Linked DNA regions of Homo sapiens: region 2 is linked to region 1. Evidence: read pairs that join two places in POLR2A ChIA-PET (ENCODE). Cell type or tissue: IMR-90. All regions are shown on one strand. Links, peaks and the distances in the headings refer to the core of each region. The heading gives the core; the rest is flanking DNA. Region 1 holds the start of LRRC17 (leucine rich repeat containing 17). Region 2 overlaps FBXL13 (F-box and leucine rich repeat protein 13).

Evidence for each region. ChIA-PET counts read pairs that join two places held together with the same protein. Peaks named below come from ENCODE experiments on the same cell type or tissue, not always from the same donor. Only the 100,000 strongest peaks of a DNase experiment are listed, where the experiment ranks them.
Region 2: POLR2A ChIA-PET joins it to region 1 with 14 read pairs; 3 of 35 experiments call an interaction of 5 or more read pairs at or near these places.

Annotation. Positions count from the first base shown.
Region 1 is chr7:102,911,843-102,914,652 of GRCh38, reverse strand. It overlaps FBXL13 (F-box and leucine rich repeat protein 13), which reads left to right. Exons shown (of 21, transcript NM_001394494.2): 12 at 1,438-1,567. LRRC17 (leucine rich repeat containing 17) reads right to left here and starts at 1,653. Exons shown (of 4, transcript NM_001031692.3): 1 at 1,508-1,653. In IMR-90, for the core only: no CTCF peak of the experiment used is centred there; a DNase peak (open chromatin) is centred at 1,742; H3K4me3 peaks cover 1,701 bases; H3K27ac peaks cover 1,164 bases.
Region 2 is chr7:102,849,857-102,852,666 of GRCh38, reverse strand. The region is part of intron 18 of FBXL13 (F-box and leucine rich repeat protein 13); the gene reads left to right. It also overlaps a transcript of FAM185A not described here. Among named protein-coding and RNA genes, the nearest start is that of LRRC17, 62 kb to the left of the region's middle. In IMR-90, for the core only: no CTCF peak of the experiment used is centred there; no DNase peak of the experiment used is centred there.

The DNA of each region.
Region 1 (2,810 bases), core at 262-2,761:
ATTCGCTATGGCATGCAAATCATTATATCATATAGATGTGTTTTTCAAAATCTGATTAATGGTCAGTGCTTGTATATCTTATTTCCCATTTATGGGAGGTAAACTTTATTCACCTGTGTGATTTTGAGAGGCAGAGAAGCATTTTCTCCTCACTTTTCATTCTTTTTGCTTTCTAATTTGCTATTAAGCTGTTGCATATCACAAACTAAGAGCATGATTGCTAATTCCATTAGAAGAGCAGATAGTAGTGGGAATCCTTGACCTCTTAAAAAGTGCCAGGCTTTCTGGGCACGGTGGCTCATGCCTGTTCCGAGCACTTTGGGAGGCCAAGGCGGGTGGATCACCTGAGGTCAGGAGTTCGAGGCCAGCCTGGCCAACATGGTGAAACCCTGTCTCTACTAAAAATACAAAAATTAGCTGGACATGTTGGCACGCGCCTGTAATCCCAGCCACTTGGGAGGCTGAGGCAGGAGAATCGCTTGAACCAGGGGTTGGGGGAGTGGGGAGGAGGTTGCAGTGAGCCAAGATCTCACCATTGTACTCCAGCTGGGCAACAAGAGCGAAACTTCGTCTCAAAAAAAAGTTCCAGGCTTTGGAGGGCTTGGGAAATTGTCCACGGAGTGTCCTCAAACTGCGAGCCCTCGTATGGTAGTACAGGCTCATCCTAACTACCCTACTTTTTTCTGGAAGCTGTCATTTTGGTCATTGTGGTAATACCATATTTAATCTGTTTCAACTCCAGCGAGATTTATAGTCTCTGATGTTGCTTTTGATTCTTCTCATGTGTTGCCTGCTTATTTGCAAACTGGTCTTCTTAATCCATGCTTAAACTCTGCATATCAATTAGTCTTTCTTTAACTATAATAATGAAACTGTCACAAACTCATGCATATTTAAACCTATTTTTTAAACTCATTTGCTTATCAGATCTATTTTAAGAGCATGGTCATATTCAGTTTTGCCTTCTGTCCCAAATCCTCACTCTCCTGTAACAGTCTCCATTTAAATGTTTACAAAGGATTTGTCCTTTTATATATTTTGCACATTATTTTGGTACTCCAGAGATAAAACCTAAAAGCAACAATACACTCTGCAAATTTGGTTTCACTTCCAAACAATATGATTGCCTCCCCCACCTCACACACACCAAAAAAGCTTTATCCCAGTCAACTTTCTTAAATATCTAGGCAAATATTATTGAACTATTAATACTTTCACTTGAAATGTATTACAAGGTATTAAATGTATTGTGTGTTACCTTATATAACACTGTAGTCTCCTTTAATTAACAGGTAGAGAGTTAACAGTAAAGTTAAATGTTGAACATCTGCAAGAAGAAGAGTTGAATTTACAGTTTTCTTTGTCATAGTGGCTTAAGAAAGATTTGAGAGAACAACGGAAGTATAATACTTTCCTTCCTCTCTTTTGTCTTTTCAGGCACTTCCACAACTTACAGAATCTTAGTTTGGCTTATTGCAGACGGTTCACAGACAAAGGCTTACAGTACCTGAACTTGGGGAATGGATGCCACAAGCTCATCTATCTGGACCTCTCTGGCTGCACCCAGGTTTGTCTTTCAGTCTTCTCTTTGCTGCGGTGTGTGAGGAAGTTCTCCAGAGAATGGGCTGCATTCAGCCCTCACGTTATACTAATGCTGTGCACGGACCGCAGCACACTTTTCAGAGGTTTTAAATTACATGGCCCCAGCTGCTGAAATTTTCCCCAGGATCGCTATTATAGGCTCTTGGCTTCCTTCCACTGGAGTGTCACACAGACAAACAGGCAGAGCTCATTGGATGAGGAAACGGACCACTTTTGTGGAGACAGTCTGAGCACAAGTCTAAAGCAGAGTCCAAGTCCTGAAAACTCTGGAGTTGCTACCAAGACACAAACAAAGAGAATGTTTTGAGGGAGAATTTTGCATGGGATTCCTGAAAAGTCAATTAACTCCCACATGGGTTTTTTTTTGGGGGGGGGGGGGTAAAATGCTATAAGTGATAAATAGGAAAAGAAAATACAACAAAAACTCATAATTTAAAAAATTGCATTACACCGTTGGGCTGAATAACATGAAGATTTGAGATCTGCGTGGGAAAATATTTTAAGTTTGAGGGAACAGGACTTGGAAAGTTGGGCAGAAAATTGGATCAAGTTGCAGAGGATAGGGCATGGCGCTTTGGATGTAGCTACTGCCTCATTGATAGTTTCTTCTGCTTTAATTTCAAAAGATTTAAGCCATAATTCTTTTAACTTATTTTCTTCTGCCTCTCTGTGTATTTTATTAATTTGGTGTCATAGTATGTTCATTATTCTATGAGAATAATAGCATAGGTGAGAACTGGCTGAAATATTGATAGTTATCATTTCTTGAGTCATTACCATATGCCAAGCATTGTGTTGAGTGCTATACACAGATCAGATTTACTTCTGATACAGTGCTGTGGTGGTATGTATTTACTATGCTTATTTACAAATGAAGAGACCAAGGCTCAGGGTGGTTGAATAAGTTGCCCAAGTTTGCACAGCTGATGAAAGCACATGGTACTAGTACAGTTTTAAGCATCTGTTGCTAGATACTGGGGCAGGCAGAGTTCCCTGGGATAGTGGGAAATACAGGGGCAGCATGGGTTTCTCCCCCAGGGTTCTTGAATGGATAGAATTCTTACCTAGTCACCTCCACTGACATCTTGTGGTATCCTGATGCCCTGGGTGGTCTGGAGGGAGTTGGGGCAAGGAGGGGAGGATTCTAAGTTAGGGCTGTAAACATCTAACATTCATATTTGTTTAAAACTGATCTGCTGATGTGTAGC
Region 2 (2,810 bases), core at 217-2,716, 62 kb after region 1:
TGGCCAGTCTTGCAGGAGTAAGATGGTTTTGCATTGTGGTTTTGGTTTACATTTCCCTGATCATTTGTGATGTTGAGCATTTTTTTTCATATGTTTGTTAGACATTTGTATAGCTTCTTTTGAGAATTGTCTGTTCATGTCCTTAGCCCACTTTTTGATGGGACTGTTTGTTTTTTTCTTGCTAATTTGTTTGAGTTCGTTGTAGATTTTGGATCTTAGTCCTTTGTCAGATGTATAGATTGTGAAGATTTTCTCCCACTCTGTGCATTGTCTGTTTACTCTGCTGATTGTTTCTTTTGCTGTGCTGAAACTTTTTAGTTTAATTAAGTACAAATTGAATAAATTTTGTGGGTCACAGTAGAAAAAACAGAAATGGATTGGAAATGTAACAACACATATGTGATCTTAGTTGAACCAAGTTCACCTCCAGGCTCTTAGTTAGGTCTCCACAGCCAAAGTGATTGAGATTTATTTTCCCATTTTTCCCTGTCTACTCTCTCCCTTCCTCATGTCAGATTCAAAATAAACAGGGATATTTTACATGGAGAGCGATGAACTGCAGTGTGGTAAAAGTCTTCTCATATAAACAAAGTATTCTGTGGATAGAAATGTTATATGATCTAATCATGAAAGTTGGGGGAGTTTGAAAAATTATGCCAGATACTCAACAATTAGGAACTTAAGTTACTCAAACATACTTCCTAACATCCTTTATGGGAATGGAAAGCATGAGATAAGTAATTGGCTAGGATAAATGATTACGTGCTCAATTGATTCTTCAAGAGCGTGTGAGAAAAGTAAAATTCCTAGACCTAATCTTAAGTGATGTGTAGGAAGTCATAAAGTACATATTGTGAGCAAGCCACAGTGTAATTTTTTCATCACTTCAAGCATATCAATATGCTGTTAGAAAAAACCCCAAAGTCATGTGTCATACATGTATTGAACAAGAAGGGAAGCAGTAACCTAGGAATACAAGCACTGAAACACATTGGAAGCTCTAGATAAATGTGCCTTGAGAGTTTAAAACCCCAATCACTCATAAAAACCTGAAGCTAAAGTAGGAATAGAAAGAGAGAGAGAAAGAAAGAGAAAGAGAGAGAGAGAGAGAGAAGAAGAAGGAAAAGGAAGAGGAGGAGAGGAGGAGGAAGAAGAAAAGAAGAAGGAGAAGGAGAAGAAGGAAAGGGAAGAAAGGAAGGGAGGGAGGGAGGGAAGGAAGGAAGGAGGGAAGAAAGAGAGAAAGAAAAACCTATAAAAGGGTTTGTCCCACAAGTAGGAAGATAATGCAATAATAGCTGAGAAGTCCACAGAGCATGGCAAACCTTAAATTATCTCTGTCAATTTGAAGTAGACTTTCCCAGAAGTTTTAACATGACTAACAGGAGACTGTTAAAATACCATCCCAACTAGTGTGGGCTGTAGAGGATTCCAGGTCAAAAGATTCTCTAGACCTCTAGCATTGAATTCTAAACTTCTGGAGCTGAAAGAATCTTAGAAACATCTAAAGCAACTCCCTAATGTTAAGGTAGTAAGAATAAAAAATTACCTCAAAGGCCAAGAGCGCTTAAATGACTGGCCCAAAGTCTTATACCTTCTCAGCAAACTAATTCAGTAACAGTTTTATGAAAATGAAAGGTAGAAACGGAGAACTGCTGTTCTGAATGGTTGTTTGACAGCTTAGTGAGAGAAAAACGTTTTCAAATTATTTTTGCTGTTTCTCACTGGGTCTGCTGTTGCTCACTGGGAACAATGTAATCATACTTAAGGGAATCTGCTTTAAGGAGCATTAGTGTCACATAATGTCAATTTCCCCCAATTTTAGACCAGGGATACTAATGTTCTAAGAAGTCCCTAAGAAATCTGCCTGGTAGTATATTTAATAGTGTAGAGTTAAATAAATGAACACAAAACAAATATCCCAGAGAGGACTAGAAACTTCCATATTGGAAATATTGTAACTCTTTAATAACAAAAAGGGTTACAAATCATTTAGATGTATGTAACCTACTAAGACAAAAAGTTGAAAGATTCCTCTAAAGTTAAGCCATGATTTACCTGCTGCAATTAACTTAAGGGTTAAACATGCATTTATACAAAGTTTTATCTATGAATATGATATAGTCAGGCTTTCAAAAGATCTTTGACAAGGTGATAGACTAGACAAAACAGTTTAAAATATTAACATTTTTAATACTGGGTTATATTTCTCATATGGTGATCAGTTATATTTGAACAATAACTAGAAATCATTTAGAAGTATTGAAACCTACCATGGTGATGACATAGCCTCTTAATGTACATTATTGATTAATTTTTAGATGCTCCTCTCATCCTTGGGATGAAGGAGTATTGGCCAAAGTTTGATGTTAAGTATCAGGAGACCAGTGTTTTCTGTCATTCTTTTTTGATTCTGTGGGGTCCAGACATTTTTCTTTTCACTCTTTGGAGCCTAAAAATTGTACTATTTTTAGGTGCTCTGAGATTGTAGATGAAAGCATTTACCCATTTGGTAACTATATGACCATACAGCTGAGTTCTGGCATATCTTTAAAACAATTTAATCTTTTACAAACTGACATGTATTTATTTTCAGTAATCTAAAAGATTAGTTGTTCTACTCAAATTCATGAACAATAAATTTTTCTTTTTTTTTTCTAAAAAAACAAAACAAAACAGGATACATGTGCAGAACATGCAGGTTTGTTTCATAGGTATGCGTGTGTCATGGTGGTTTGCTGCACCTATTGACCTGTACTCTGAGTTCCCTCCCCTCACCCTCAACCCTGAAATTTTTCTTTTTCATCATTTCT